2 separate regions of the Mus musculus genome follow, and region 2 is linked to region 1. A link is a loop called in an ENCODE intact Hi-C map of the cell type or tissue named here. Cell type or tissue: left cerebral cortex. All regions are shown on one strand. Links, peaks and the distances in the headings refer to the core of each region. The heading gives the core; the rest is flanking DNA. Region 1 overlaps Stk4 (serine/threonine kinase 4). Region 2 overlaps Slpi (secretory leukocyte peptidase inhibitor).

Region 1 (8,334 bases), core at 256-8,255:
CTTGTATACTGAGCTGTTTAACTGGTTCTTAAAATAGCTATCATCTTATTGCTAGGGAATTTAACTCTCTCTCTCTCTCTGAATGAATGAATGAATGATTATAATGCTTTCATTTTTGAGCATTTAGACACTACGTATTTTATATGTATTTTATTAGTTTGACAAAACAAAACATAAAACCTGAAGGTCAAAGGGGGAATAACCTCCCTAAGGAGACTTCCCCTATCAGACCCAGAAATACACTCCAGGCCAAAGACTGATTCCCAAAATCTTTCCAGTATTTTTCTTTCTACTCTTGCCTTCCTTCAGCAAGACAACTGCAACAAAATTAACTGTTGTAGCTTTTCGCTCTGGGGCAGGAAACAGCCCTATTCTATCGAGAACCTTCCTATAGTGTCAATTCAGAGTGGCAAGTATAGGAAGCACCGAGTGCTCTCTGGTGAACTTTGAAGCAACCAGAAACTGGACAACAAGGCTGCTGTTGTAAGAGGAGTGCACAGCGCTTACACCCTCAGAACCATGCTTGCAAACACTATCCCCTACATCCGAGACTGACGAAGTCAGCATGTGGACCGTGTATTAACTGCACCCTGCAGACAGCTGCAGGCTGAGAGTGAATGAAGAACTTCCCTCTCACACTGCTCTGATGAATGCATATCTGACAGACAGTGTGAAGTCTTTTCAGTAAGAGCCTGGACTGTGGTCTTAAAGGAGGAAACAGAGCAACAGTAGACGGCCTCAGTCACAGAGCTTCCCAATCTTAACTATGCCGTCATGCTTTAAAGTTCTACTGCAAACAGATTAGTGTGGCTACTACTCTAAGGAGCACATTAGAACGCTGGGAATTCAGTGCAGATCCTAAAAAGAAATCATCTCACTCGCCTCAGGTCACAGGGCCTAACTGGAAAGGCCCGAGTCAAGGACGAGAACACTGCAAAAGCTATTGCGCCCCCCACCTGTGCAGGCAGCAAGCCTGGGAAGGAGGAGGGGCCAGCTGATGCGCTCCTGGACATGCCGCAAGCACTGAGAGGGAGAGCAGCCGGCTGGCATCGAGGCTTCAGCAGATAGGTGTCTGCTCACCATCAGAACCGCTGACTGTCAGCCCCTCCTCAGGGAAGGACTGCTAAGGTACAACTTGTGCAAACAAGCCCACTTCCTTCCTTCCATATTTTGCTGGGTTTGTCTCTGAAAACCCAAGTATCAAAAATTGGTAGAAAATAGCCAATTTAAAGGCAATTGGCACATTAAGTTTACTAGATATAAATTCCTGTACTAAACAACTAGAAACCAAGCATTCTTAGGTTGGTTAGGTGGCCCCTGGGTAAAGTACTGGCTACCCAAGCCTGTGGACCTGAGTCAATTCTCAGAACCCACAAAAGTTGTCCTCTACTTTCCACAGCGTGGGTCTGTGGCACATGCAGAGTGTTTAAATATTTTCAAAAGAAGAAAACACAAAGACTCTTTTGACAAAAATTCACAACAAACATGCCAAGCCACAAATGCCTCAAAAGTACCCAAGAACTGTTACCACCTCGGCCTCGCTCTTTAAACAACTCTCTAGCACATACCGGGTTTTAAAATTTCACACACTTAGTTTTGAAAAAAGTTCTTCTGAATAATTAACATGCCTGTACTTCCAGAATACAGGAAACAGAGGCGGGGGAATTTTGAATTTGAGGCCAGTCTGGTATACACAGCAACTTCCAGGCTGGAAGCGATACACAGTAATCAAAATCCTGTTTCTAATAAATAAGACGCTTCCAATATCAGAGCTTGTATGCAGCTCCATGCAAAAGGCCTGGTCCCTGCATTCAAGGCCTGGCGCCAGAGGGTGGGCGGAAAGAAAACAAAGAGCGCATGTACCACACTGACGGTGGAGTGAAGCTGCAGAGCTAAGGGGAAAGCTACGGGTAGTCAGACTAGTAAGCAAGAAAAATCAAACCGCAAGATGGTAAACTGCCGCCAGTTCTAACTGACACCAGGCTACAGTCTAAGCTACAGTCAGACTCTCTAAAGCTACAGTCAGACTCTCTAAGGCTACAGTCAGACTCTCTAGCCTAAGGAAGGACTGCTGATTCGGCTGCAATCAGACTCAGGATTAAGATGCTAGAGGGACTTTCCCTGAGGTGAACAGGACAAGAACAGGCACCACTATTCAAACTGTAGTAGAGATCTGAGTGAACCAGAAAAAAAAGGGTCTATGGATCACAGGGGCAACACTGAGGTCATAATCCAGAGACAAGATCTTCTTCATAAAAAATAAAAAGGGAACTTACAGATTAGGAGTCTCATAGGAGATGAGTACAACAATCCACTGAAAACATCAACGCAACAGCCATAAAAGTACAACAAGAACCAAAGCCAACATAAAAACAAAAGACTTGGAACTGGTCCTAAAACCAAGATGAAGGCTGGAGGGACAGCCCAGCCAGTGAAGAGTGTGCCCTGCTCGTCTGAGGATTCTCTTGGTTCCTAGCACTTGTATCAAGTGACTTCCAAGCACCTGGAGCCCCAGCTCCAGGGGATACAAGTTACAAGCTTCCTGAGGTGTCTGCACTCAAGTGTACATACTCACGCATGGACACACAATTTTAAATACTAAAAAGAAAATATTTTTTAAAACAAATTAAAACAATCAAGTTGAACAACCCCTGAGGAATAACACCCAAGGTTGACCTCTGACCTACACATGAGCACACACGTGTACACAGACACACATGCTAAGGGTGCTTGTAGCTGCAGTGCTCATGAAGTTGAGGAAGAGGGATCAGAAGTTGACACCAGTTTGAGCTATATAAAAAGACCTCATCAAGATAGAGATGCCAGGCAGTGGCGCACGCCTTTAATCCCAGCACTCAGGAGGCAGAGGCAGGGGGATCTCTGTGAGTTTGAGGCCAGGCTGGTCTACAGAGCAAGCTCCAGGGCTATAGAGAGAAATCCTATCTAGGATCTCCCCAACAAAAACACAGACAGACAGACAGACAAATGCACACACACACACACATGCACACACACACACACACACATGCACACACAGAGATATAGAGCATGCCTGTGAATAAACTCAGTTTTCTAGAGATATGCTGGGTAAACCATGGAACCGTGTTTGCTGACAGAACTATGTATTCAAAGCAATCAAGTAAAATCCCAGTGGTATAACGCAAAATTGGCTTCACTGATCCTGAAACTGATACGAGATCATTGTAAAGAAATTCAAATAGCAATCTCTATTGGAAAAAAAAGGGGAAGGAGGGCAAGGAATCTATTTTAGAATAATGGTCACGGAATCCATGCAAAGGTGACTGGACCGTACAGCTGAATGTGACTACAGTTCATAATACAAAGAACAAGAAATTCATGATATATTAAAGAACATCTGTGGGCAGTAAGACTTTACAACTCTTTAAACATTTACTCTTTCAAGGTGTGTAGGTAAAAAGAAACTTCTTTTTTCTTTTTTTCTTTTTCTTTTTCAAGACAGTGTCGTTCTATGTAACCCTGCCTGTCCTGGAAACTGTTCTGTAGACCAGGATGTCCTTGAACTCAGAGACCAACCTGCCTCTGCCTCTCTAGTACTGGGATTAAAGGGGTGCACCATCACCACCCAGCAAAATTTCTTGAAGAACACAAAAATGATACTGTATAAGAAACCCTGGAACAGTGTGACATCAGGAGAAGGCCGGCTGCTAGGAATGACTGCAACAGTCGGGCACAAGTCACAAGCTAGGGCCAAATAACCGCAATGCACAAACCAAAAGGGTCGATACCTACAATCCACAGCGGTTCTGCAGATCAGTAAAAGGCTATTCCGATTATCCTTCCTGTATAAAACACGCAAGATTAAAGTGAGGGGCCATGCAGCTCAGTAGTGCACACGGCCAGGCAGGAAGCCCAGGGTTCCCGTCCCTGCACTTCCAAAACCAAAATCGGGATATATCAGGCAATGATGGTTATAAAGTATCTTTAACACTTGTTTGTCTACATATTGTAGCTTTCCCCATATCAGTTCTGTTTGTGAGTTGTTTTGTTTTGAAGTGCTATCCCACTGTTTGGTTGGGACCCCTTAACTGGTGACACTTAAAAAGCTATGTGTGGCACTGTGCTCAGGATCGACAAAACCAATTCCAACTAAAGTCTACTAAACCTGAGACGAAGAGGCTGTGCTGAAGTGCTTCAGCTCTGCCAAGTATCCAACCTCCTCACTAAACGATATGAAGGCCATGCCCCAGTGTTGCTGCGGTAACTCAAGACAGCCTTAAAGGTGAGGGCTAACAGCAGTTAACAGCACCGGTTGCTCTTCTTGAGGACCGAGGTCCAACTCTCAGTACCTACAGCTCACGGTAACTCTGGTTCAAAGAGATTCAATAACCTCTTTTGGTCCCTGCAGGCACGAGCCACGTGTGTGCTTAGACATACATATGGACAAAACACTCAAACACATAAAATAAAATAAAATAAAATAAAATAAAATAAAATAAAATAAAATAAAATAAAATCTTAAGTATAAATAAATAATAGTCTTGATCCAAAATAAATGCTATCATGGAAAGGGTGTCGGTGAATTTGAATGGGAACGCAATTTCAATCCATATCCTATCGCGGAGCTCCCTCTGCTGGCACAGTGGGAGCACAACAAGTTCAATGCTGACAACTCACAAGGGCATTTTATCTTCACCACTAAGACCAGGAGTTCCTTTAGAGAACCCTGAACATAGTCTACAAACAGCAAGAATGACCAATGTGTTTTTACACAAGTAATGACTAGTTAATGTCAATTCCCCTTCAGATTTCAGCTAAGGCTGGACTGTACCTAATATTTTTATATATGCAATAGTCTACACTAGCATGTCTGGGAAAATTCATAAATTTTATCTTTAATTATTTCCTTGGGCCTAGTTCCTAATAAAGGAATTTACCAGGTCACAGGTTTGATCTTTTCTTTGGGGGGTTGTTTTTAATTATGTGTATACAGCAAGGAGTCTCTTCATGTGTGAGAGGAAGTGTCTTCAAAGTCTCAAGAGGGCACTGGATCCTGTGAGCCTGGAGTTACAAGTGGTCATGAGTCACTGGGAACTGAACTCAGGTCCTCTGGAAGAAGGGCAATGTTCTTAACTGTGGGGCCATCTCTCAAGCCCAGATCTGAATTTTTTAAATGCTGATAAAGAATGCACTCCAGAAGTTTTATCAATTTGTTAATCTACCAATGTAACATTACCATTCTTTTCAGTCTCAGAGATAATTAATCTGAATCCCAAAACAAAGGGAATGATTTCCATCTCCAAGGTGAAGAGTAGAGACCCATGAGAACACTGCCCTGCCAATGTCTGCAGACACAGAAGCCCCTCCTCAGGAGTATCTCTACCTTCCTACGTGCTGCCAAGCTTGCTACGTTTCTGTAGGGAGCCCCAGGGACACGTTAAATTCCCTTTTACTATACTTTGGCAACACCCTGGGCCTACACCAATATTAGAACTCATGTCCTTCCCTGCACTTGATGGCACCTGGGACCAAGTCAGAGATACAACTGAGGTCAGTCTGTATGGGCATTTACAAAAAGGGCCGACTGAGAGAAGTCTCTCTGAGAGTGGATGGCACCATCTGACAGACAGCCCAGATACAGAGGGCTCTGAGGCAAAAAGAACAAGTCTTGCATGCCAGCCTGACTCTGCTCCTTGCTGGCACACCCATTCCTGTTGCTGCTACAGCTATTATCACTGCCATCCATCGCTGGCATTAGACTCCAGATTCTTGGTCTTCTATCATGGACTAAAGTCAAGTGACTCTCTGGGAATCTTCCAGGCCCTTAGAGCCAGACTGAGACTGCTGAAGATATCCAGTGTTGTGGATTGAGCAGCTCACAGGTTCTCAGCCTCTCCGAGCTGCAGCCAGCCACTGATGGCCCTTCCAGACCCTATGTTTAGGTTTAAAGCCCCAGGGCTCCTTGATCACCTTTTTTCCCTTCCCTTTAGCTGTGTCCTCTCCCTGGGATGAAACCCAGCCCCTCACACATGCTAGTCAAGTGTTCTGCCAGACAACAAACTTTCTGTCTGTGAAGGAACAGACAGCAGATAATTTAGGCCTTTGAGGCAACAGTTTTTAACAGGTACTCAACTCAGCCTTTTCAGTACAGAGGCAGCCAAAAGCAACAAAGGAATGGTTTATGGCTAGGTTCCAGTTGAGCCTTACTGCCCAAAGTAGGTGGCAGTCTAGCTTGGCCGAGACACTGGTTTGCTGATCCCTGGATTAGAAGAAAAGCCATAAATATTATAGGTACAGCTCAGCAGTAGACTGGCACACATGAAGCCATGATTTGATCCCTAGCATGGGGGTGGGGGGGTAGGTAGTTAAGGGGGGTGAAAAAAAAAACCTGATGACCAAGGAAACTCAGGCCTTTCAACGTATGCAAAGTTCAGGCTAACCTGAACCTCTATACCTCCGTTACTATTTTGTATCCTCCAACTGTTCCCTCTGTGACATGGCCTGTACCTCAGGTCGAGAGGAAAGGCGATCAGTAAAGAGCAGAGTGTGGGACTCTAAGCCAACTCGAGGAATGGAGCGAGTCACAGGCCAGCCAGGAAAGAGGGGAAGAACCCAGGTCTGTGGCACACACCTGATGTGGAAGACTGGAGCCTGAGGCTAGGGAACCACCTGATGTGTCATTAGAGAAAGAGACACATACAGAGGAGGAAGTGATCAGATAAACTAATCTATCAAGCAACAGAGAGAACCACCCAACTACTTCTCTTAGAAACCAGTCTCTCGCCAGGTGTGGTGGCGCACACCTTTAGTCCCAGCACTTGGGAGGCAGAGGCAGGCGGATTTCTGAGTTCGAGGCCAGCCTGGTCTACAAAGTGAGCTCTAGGACAGCCAGGGCTACACAGAGAAACCCTGTCTCGAAACCCCCCCCCCAAAAAAAGAAACCAGTCCCTCCCTCCACTAGACTCACAAAAAGAAGCCTCGGGCAGTGACTGCACCTCCCTGCGGCCTACTGCTCTCTTGCATTGTATTCTGACCTGCGCGTTGCCTAAATAAAATGGTCTTGCTACTCTGCACATAACTTTCTTTCCTCAAAACAATGACAAAACCTGGAAACACCAGGCCTAGACTCTGACCACAGGCAACAGCTTGAGCCCAGAAGTGAGAGGTGAGGCTGGGCAACATAAAAAGCATCAGTCTCCAGCAGCAGGAGCACCGGTTGGGGGCGGGGCTCACTGGTGCAGTGCTTACCTAGTGCTTACTGGTGAGGCTCAGGGACTTAATAACCAGCAAAGAAAGAAAGGGAGAGTGAAGGGAGGAAGGAAAGGAGGGGTCAGAGAAACATGGCAGGGAGGGGAGACAAGGAAAGAGGGAGAGGAAAAGGAAGAGATTTTCTGAAGACTTAACAGAACTTTTGCATCTGCTCAATTATCCCTGACTGGCTGTCAGTGAGCTTTGACTAACCAGACAGACACTAGCGTGAAAATACACTGAAAGTCTGCATCACAGCAGAGAGTACGTATGGCCTGCTCCAGGAGAACCCTCAATGAGAGCATTCAGACGAAGCTCCCAGCCTACTGCCAGCATTCTTCCTCCCCTGCCGCCTGCTCCTCACAGCCCTCCTACTGAGCGCCTCTCTCCCTCTAAGGGACGTAGCTAGGACAACACAACAGCAGACCCACAACTCAGACAGCAGGGGCTGCGAGACCCTGACACTGGATCAGTTAGTGTCTCCCCAGAGCCTCACTTTTCATGGTTCCTTCCTCTTCCTCGTCCTCCGTGTTGATCACCATGGTGCCCAGCTGGGACGGCAACGTGTCACCGTGCTCAATCATAGTATTGGCTCCTCCGCTCATCGTGCTGGCTACTCGGACAGTGCCCATCTCATCACCGGCAGCTCGAACCATCGTGCCGGAATCCATTTCATCCTCCTCCTGCGAAGGAGCAGAATCTCAAACTGGAGCTAACTGAACGTCCTGAGTCACGGTTACTCTCGGTGCAAACAGACCTGGATCTGACACCTCTGTACGTTGTGTTCCCACCTTAGAAGCTGAAAAGCACCTGTTTAACCAGAGATGGTCACCAAGTGACCCATGTGACACCTGCGTATCTCATCTAATGGAGCCTCCTCCTCCTCCCTTCTCTCTTGACTTCCAGCACAGATCTGGCCAAAAGCACCCTTGAATCTCAACGGTGCAGGTGACTCCAGAATACACTATGAGAATTTTAGAAGAGCTTGGATAAACAAAGTCTCAAAACTAGGGGATGTCTCTGTCTCTCACTGTCTCTTAAATAAATAGATAATCTGGATAAATGATACAGGGGAAATAACAAAATGTGTTTTAAGGAAACACTGAG
Region 2 (8,334 bases), core at 230-8,229, 250 kb before region 1:
CTATGTTGAAGGTCTTTCCTTACTTTCTCTTGTAGCCTGATCCCTGACATTGGCGCCGGCTCTGGACTCGTGCTCGGTGTGCTCTGGAAACTACTTCCCTGCTCCCAGGCGTCCCTGCTCCGGGTTCCATGGCTCCCGGCTCCCTGTATCCCAGGCTTGGATCCTGTGGACCAGGGTTACTGTTTTACCACTAACATCTCCTTTTGGCTCAGCATTCACCGATCTTTAGGGAAATGCTGTTGGAGAGCAAATAAATAAACGCATTCATTTCTCTATGCACACCGTGACTCTGATTCACTGAGGGGATGAGATGGGTGTGGTAGGAACCAATAAAGGAAGGATGGGAACGAGGCCTCCCTCTTACATTCCGGGAGGAGAAGGATGAGAATTCCAGGCTTGGGCATGCTTGAACCTTCCAAATATCATGTTTTTATCTGCAAAGTGGCAACAGGGACCGCTTTCTTACAACGTGTAGTGCACCAGAGGTTGCAGAATGGTGCAAAGTGTGTGTGTGCTATACAGCTGTGCTTTACCAGAGTGCCTTCACACACCACGGCCACTTATTGCTACCCGGCGTTATGAAAATGCGGTGCATGTGTGTGCACGCACACACATGTGCAGTGTGCTTACTTGTATGTGTTTTTGAAGGACAGAGTAGGACACCAGGTGTCTTCCTCTGTCACTTTCTGGTTATTACCTTGAGTCAGGATCTCTGTGCTGAACCAAAAGCCGACCAATCAGGGCTGGGTTCGCTGGTCTGCCCATCCCCTTCCTCCGGTTACTGGGGTTACAGGAAAATGCACCACACCCGGCTTTTTATGTGGGTTCCGGGGATTTGAACTGAGTTCTGCTTGTGCAGTGAACGACGTGTTCACTACCCATCTCCCCAGTGCCCCGCCCCACTTCACAGTTCTACTAAACATACACTGCAGAAGAAGAGACGGGTTCCAGTCAGTGTGTGCTCCGAGGGTAGCTGCAATGATGGCAAGTAAAATGTGAAAAATGAGAAATCACCCATTTTGGGAGTATCTCCAACACTTTGTTGTGAGTGTGACTGCTGGAGGAATGGCTCAGCAGTTAGAGCACTGGCTGCTCTTCCAGAGTTCATTCAATTCCCAGCAACCACATGGCCACTCACAACCATCTATAATGAGATATAGCGCCCTCTTCTGTCATGCAGGTGCACATGCAGGTAGAGCACTCGTTAGACATAAAGTACACTTAAATAACAATCGAAAAAAGAAAAAAGAGTAAGACTAGAAATAAACATGAAGGGAAACGCACCTGAAATGATGTTTCTAAAACACATATTAAGTTGAATTTCCAATAGACTTCTCACTGAGGTCAGAAACAGCAGGGGAAACACTGTTCTCCAACAATGTACAAGATATCTAAAGCAACACAGGATGCTACGCCAATGGAGTGTGTAAGATAGGGACAGACGCTTTCCCAGCAGCTGACAAGATGCCTAAAGCAACACAGGATGCTGCACTAACAGAGTATGTATAAGATAGGAAACCATACAAAATGGTCATGTTTGATTTCTATTTTTAAGTGTAAGTGTGTGTGTGTGTGTGTGTGTGTGTGTGTGTAACAAAGTCTTATGTAGCTGAGACTGGCCTCAAACTTTTTATGCTCCTGCCTCTACCTCCTAAGTGCTGGGATTATGGGTGTGTGCCTGCCACCATTTTTGCCTATCTTAAATATTATCATTTTATATGGCAATTTTATAACACTCAATAACATTAGTAAGCCAAGATTCATCAAAGTTGCTGGGCATACAGCCTACACAGAATTCTAGAACATTCCAATTAACAATAAGAAATAACACACATGGAGCTAGAGAAAGTACCCAAGGAGCTAAAGGGATCTGCAACCCTATAGGTGGAACAACATTATGAACTAACCAGTACCCCGGAGCTCTTGACTCTAGCTGCATATGTATCAAAAGATGGCCTAGTTGGCCATCACTGGAAAGAGAGGCCCATTGGACTTGCAAACTTTATGTGCCCCAGTACAGGGTAACGCCAGGGCCAAAAAGTGGGAGTGGGTGGGTAGGGGAGTGGGGAGGAGGGTATGGGGGACTTTTGGGATAGCATTGGAAATGTAAATGAGGAAAATACCTAATAAAAATATTAAAAAAAGAAATAACAGACATAAAGAAACAAACTGTGCAAAAAAATCTCTAAACAATAAAGTTTTGACAATATCTACTGACTTGAATGGTAATCTCTAGAAGTTATTCATTTTTTGTCCCCCCCCCATAATTAAAAGATTAATTTGTATCTGCTCTTTTAAAATTGGCAAATTATAATTGTGTATATTTATGGAATATAATATGGAATAAAATTTCTGGTTTTTTAAGTTGACAAGTTATAACTGTTCATATTAATAGAGATGGTGTGATGTTTTAATATGGTACACAGTATGGAATAATTAACTTAAGATAGAAGACATATCTATTGTCAGGGTTCTCTAGCAGATCAGAAATGATATTATAAAAAACAAAAATCACCCTGAGTGAGGTAACCCAGACCCAGAAAGATAAATATGGTATTTGTTCACTTATATGTGGATGTTAGCCATTAAATAAATGATAACCAACCTACAGCTTATATGACCAGAGAGTTTAGGTAGAGAGGAAGGGCCCAGGGCAGGGGGGCACATGGATCTCCCTGAGAGGGGGTGATAGAATAGATTTTGATTTTTATAGATTAGGTAGGGAATGGGAGGAGAAATAGGGTTGAGGGAGGAAATTTGGGGAGAGACAGCTAGAATTTGGGGGCATTTAAGGGATGATATGAAAACCCGGTGCAGTGGAAACCCTCCTAGAATATATGAGGGCCATCCTAATGAGGTCTCCTAATCATGGCAGTAATGGAGTCACCATTACTGGCCATCTCTTGTCCCCAAATCAGGCTTCCAGTTCTGGGAATGGCTTTCATTTCAGTGAGTTGTTGACCAAGGGAGTCCCATGGAAACCCTCAAATCACCCCTGGGTTGCTAAGACAATGGGTTGTTCTCTGTAAACGTTGCTGAAGACGACACCCACACAACTCAACGAACATGGAGAAGTCAGGCTGGTGCCTACGTGGAGCCTTTAACTGTATATTCCAGTGTCTTCAGTGTGAGCAGGCAACCAAAAGAGGAATACAAACACCAGCCCAGCCACAAAACCTTTGACCTACAATCCATCCCTGGGGTAGGCGTAGGAGTAAATGGTTTTGCACGGAGTAAGGATTATCCCTGCGTTATCCAGGGGTCATTTCTCTGTGCTCACATCTTGTTTCAATCCGGACACGGCGTTGTAGTGCTTAGGTCAAGAATCTCCCTACTCAAGTTTGTGTAAACAATTCTTACCGTTTATTCTCTGCCTTGTCAGTGGGCAGAGGAGAGAATGGCGTGGAAAGTTCCATCAGCCAGAAAAGGAGAGAGAGCGAGCGAGGGAGATTCAAGTCGGCCACGGGGAGAAGGTCCGAGGAGACACCGTGGGAAGAAACATCTGAAGCGGAGGGAGCCAGAACAATATTAACATATCATGGGACCGGAGCCGGGAGGTAACCAGATTAGCATAAGGGGTTAAGGTAGATCATTAAACTGCTGAGGTATTGCCGTGACGCTTGAAATACATCTTGGTTTCTCTGTGTGGTTATTGGGGACTAGCAAAGGTAAAGAAATACAGCTGCTGGTTTAATTCACTGATTACACTTGTATTAAAACGATACATTTTACAGATAGTATTTAATTTTAAAGGCCACAGACCTTTGTCTTTTTCTCTCATACTGATGGACACTTATCTTGATCCCGTGCCTCCTGCTGTAATAAATACGTGTGTATTCAGCTCTTCTCCACACTGACTTTGTATCAGTTTCCACACATACAGAAAGCGAGGATCACTGGACTTTATGATAGCTCGATTTTTAACTTTTATTTTTATTTTTTTGAGTATGTGAACAATGGGTGCTCTTTCTTCCTTCCTTCCTTCCTTCCTTCCTTCCTTCCTTCCTTCCTTCCTCCCTCCCTCCCTCCCTCCCTCCCTCCCTCCCTCCCTCCCTCCCTCCCTCTCTCTCTCTCTCTCTTTCTTTCTTTCTTTCTTTCTTTCTTTCTTCCTTTCTTTCGAAACAGAGTCTCACTCTGCACCCCAGGCTGGCATGGGACTCGAACTCATGAAGATTTATATGTTTCTGCCTCTCAAGTGCTGTGATTACAGGAGTGTGCCTGCCCATCTGACTTTGTGTGGTTTCGACTTTTGGACAGCTCTGAATAAAGTTTTCCAAACCAGGCATAGCGATTTACATCTTCATCAGTGCCATGCTCGGGGTTGCTGTATTTCCCACATCCTTACCAATGTTTGGCTCGTCGTTTTGCCAGCAGTCACTCCCATGGATGTGCAGTGGGGCTGGTGTTCTACTCTGCGAACCCATAGCCATTAGTGCCAGTGGATACTTTCTTCATAGATTTGCTGACCATTTATATATCTTTCTTGGAAATATACACGATCAGATATCTTGTTTATGTTTAACTTTTGTTGAGGGAAGGGAAAGGAAGGGTTTATTCTGCTTACATGTCTTGGTTCATAGTTCATCACAAAGGGAAGCCAGGACAGAAACCCAAAGCAGGGAAGTAGGGACTGAAGCAGAGATCATGGAGGAATGATGCTTACTGGCTTGTTCTCCATGGTTTTCTCAGCTTGGCTTTTTCAACAATCAAGGTCCAGCTGTCCAAGGGTGGCGCCTTCCACAGTGACCTGGGCCCTCCCACATCGATCATGAATCAATAAAGTATTCCACAGACTTGCCAATAAGATAGAGGCATCTTCTCGATTGGAGTTTTTCTCTTCCCATGTGGCTCTATGTTGTTCCAAGTTAACAGAAAATGGACCCTTTGTCAAATTGATGTGCAGACACATCACTGTTAAACCATAACCTTTCCTTTCTTGCTTATGCCCAAGTTCTCGTGTTAATAATATTACATTGTATATTACATTTTAAAATACAGTCCCAAACCAGGCTGTTTCGGTCGGCCCGCAACAACTGTTGAGTCATTTAAATTGTTCATGTGCTTGAATATCAACCTCTCATTGGATATATGATTTATAAATATTTTCTCTCTGTTGCTGTATAGGCCTCAGACTGTAAATTTAAGTGTGGCCAGCAGAGGGCTCCATTGTGCAAAGAAGGACCAGTACTTGGGTGAAGATGGCTCTGCTTAACATCAGGCTCTTTATCCATACAGGCTCAGCAACAGAGTTAACCATGTATGGGAATGGGTCCATAGGTTACACTGACCCATTTACCTCAATGGCCAAAACTGGTAGTGCCCAACTTTTGAGTACCTTAGTAAAGGAATTACTCTAAAATTTTCTTTCTTTCTTTCTTTCTTTCTTTCTTTCTTTCTTTCTTTCTTTCTTTCTTTCTTCCTTCCTTCCTTCCTTCCTTCCTTCCTTTCCCTTTTTAACAATTTTTAAAATGTTATATTATTTGCTATTTCCTTTCATACTTATGTTTAATCTTGCTCACACTTTTCATTAATGGGCAATATTGTGACTCTACCTCACTGTTTTATTTGGTCTTATTTTCTTTCTTTTCTTTCTTTCTCTCTCTCTCCCTCCCTCCCTCCCTCCCTCCCTCCCTCCCTCCCTCTTTCTTTCTTTCTTTCTTTCTTTCTTTCTTTCTTTCTTTCTTTCTTTCTTTCTTTCTTTCTTATTAGATATTTTCTTTATATACATTTCAAATGTTATCCCGAAAGTTCCCTATACCCTCCCTCCACCCTGCTCCCCTACCCATCCACTCCCACTTCTTGGCCCTGGCGTTCCCCTGTACTGGGGCATATAAAGTTTGCAATACCAAGGGGTCTCTTTTCCCAGTGATGGCCGACTAGGACATCTTCTGCTACATATGCAGTTAGAGATACGAGCTCTGGGGGTACTGGTTAGTTCATATTGTTGTTCCACCTATAGGGATGCAGACCCCTTCAGCTCCTTGGGTGCTTTCTCCAGGTTCTCCATTGGGGGCCCTGTGTTCCATCTTATAGATGACTGTGAGCATCCACTTCTGTATTTGCCAGGCACTGGCATAGCCTTATATGAGACAGCTATAACAGGGTCCCTTCAGCAAAATCTTTCTGGCATATGCAATAGTGTTTGGGTTTGGTGGCTGATTATGGGATGGATCCCCAGGTAGGGTAGTCTCTGGATAGTCCATCCTTTCGTCTTAGCTCCAAACTTTGTCTCTGTAACTCCTTTCATGGGTATTTTGTTCCCTATTCTAAGGAGGAATGAAGTATCCACCCATTGGTCTTCCCTCTTCTTGATTTTCTTGTGTTTTCCAAATTGTATCTTGGGTGTTCTATGTTTCTGGGCTGTTTTTATTTTCATGTTGCAAGTGTTTCATCTGCATGTATATAAGTGCACTGCTTGTGTCCAATATCTATAGAGGCCAGAAGAGGGTGCCAAAATACCTAAAACTGGAGTTACAGGTGGCTGTGAGCTGTCATTTACTCTCTCTCAATCTCTCTCTCTCTCTCTCTCTCTCTCTCTCTCTCTCTCTCTCTGTGTGTGTGTGTGTGTGTAAGAGAACCTGGTTTTTCTGTAAGTGGAGGGAGTGCTCTTAACTGCTGAGAGCCCCCTTTCTACTGAGACAGATCTCACTGTATATCTCTGGCTAGCCTAGAACTTGCTATGTAGACCACATGGCCTTGAACTCATACAGATCCACCTTCTGAGAATAAAGGCCAGTGCCCCTATATTTGGCTTTTTCACTGGTCTTTAAAAATTAAGTAGTCCTGTTTTATTTTTTTCTTGTCTTGTCTTTTCTCTTCTTCCTCTTCCACCACCTCCTCCTCCTCTTCTCCCCCCTCTTCCTTCTTCTGTTTTTTTGGGACAGGGTATCTCTGTGTTGCCCTGGCTGTCTTGGAATTCACAGGCCAGGCTCCCGTTTGTATTTATTTCCTTCTCACATCTATCTAATTTTGTTTTTTAAAAGTTTTTTCATTATTTGGGTTTTCTTTTTATTAAATGTTTTTTAATTGAAATAGAATTGTATCACTTCTCCCTCCCTTTTCTCTCTCAAGCTCATCTCAGTCACCCGCCCTGAACGCTTCCCAGGCTTCTCACCTTCCAATTGATATCCTCTTTATCTTTGACTATACTCATCACACACAGGCACACACATACCCAAAATATATACATGTGTATGTACAAATATGTGAGTCATGTGGTCACCCATGGATTCCAGTCAAACCAGCAATTGTTGGCCCATTAAAATGTATTATTTATAAGGGCCAACTGTTATTTGGATGTATAGCTATAAGTCATTAAAGGAATCAGATAATTTGTTTATAAGTCTATTGTTTTCAGATAAAGCAGAGCTAGTAAAATTTGTTAGAGTCCAGTCCCCCCTCTCTCTCTATAATATATAACATATATAATACATAAATATATAGTGCTGAGTTAATCTGTTGATTGGGTGATAGATATGGCTTCAGGGGTGACCACTGTGTTGGACAAACAATAAGAGGGCTCATTCACAAGAGAGGCTAATTCTTCTTCTCCCCGCAGACTAGAGTAGCTTGTGGTTCTTTCTTTAAGGGTGGGACTTCACACAGTTTTTCTTCTCCTACATTAACATGCTGATCGACATTGCTATTGTTCTGGTCTTGTTTCTGTAGCCATTTTAGGAGAGGCTGTTTCACTTCAGACTTCCTCCTACTCTGGCTCTTACAATTTTTGCACTCTTTCCTCTGGCATGGTACCCTGAGCTACGGATGAGGGAGCTGTGGTACCAATGTATTTTTGGGGTGCTGGGATCTTTATACTGTGGGTCTCTGCTTTGTGTCCAGTTGTGGTTTTCTGGGATGGTCTCTGTTTGCTGTAGAGAGAGGCTTATCTGATGAGAGGTGGTAGCTACACTGATCTCTGGGTATAAGAACAAGATGCAGAGAAATTATGCTGGCCTAGCAAAGCAGTGGTAGTAGATTCTTTTCCTTTTTATTTATTATTTAATTTTATTTTAAGATTTATTGAAGCCTGATAAACAGCTTCAATGAAGTAGCTGGATATAAAATTAACTCAAACAAGTCAATGGCCTTTCTGTACACAAAGGATAAACAGGCTGAGAAAGAAATTAGGGAAACAACACCCTTTTCAATAGTCACAAATAATATAAAATACCTTGGTGTGACTCTAACTAAGGAAGTGAAAGATCTGTATGATAAGAACTTCAAGTCTCTGAAGAAAGAAATTAAAGAAGATCTCAGAAGATGGAAAGATCTCCCATGTTCATGGATTGGCAGGATCAATATAGTAAAAATGGCTATCTTGCCAAAAGCAATCTA

Evidence for each region. A loop is a pair of places that touch in the nucleus more often than their neighbours do. Peaks named below come from ENCODE experiments on the same cell type or tissue, not always from the same donor. Only the 100,000 strongest peaks of a DNase experiment are listed, where the experiment ranks them.
Region 2: it touches region 1 in a loop (2.7-fold over the local background); 25 of 42 quality-filtered maps call a loop at or near these places.

The regions. Positions count from the first base shown.
Region 1 is chr2:164,099,986-164,108,319 of GRCm38, reverse strand. It overlaps Stk4 (serine/threonine kinase 4), which reads right to left. Exons shown (of 11, transcript NM_021420.4): 9 at 7,724-7,910. Among named protein-coding and RNA genes, the nearest start is that of Stk4, 30 kb to the right of the region's middle. In left cerebral cortex, for the core only: a CTCF peak has its summit at 4,612 (motif pointing left); DNase peaks (open chromatin) are centred at 585 and 4,617.
Region 2 is chr2:164,346,015-164,354,348 of GRCm38, reverse strand. It overlaps Slpi (secretory leukocyte peptidase inhibitor), which reads left to right. Exons shown (of 4, transcript NM_011414.3): 4 at 36-279. Mir7678 (microRNA 7678) reads left to right here; the gene lies at 1-36. Among named protein-coding and RNA genes, the nearest start is that of Mir7678, 4.2 kb to the left of the region's middle. In left cerebral cortex, for the core only: CTCF peaks have their summits at 1,169 (motif pointing left), 5,154 (motif pointing right) and 6,435 (motif pointing right); DNase peaks (open chromatin) are centred at 5,145 and 6,448.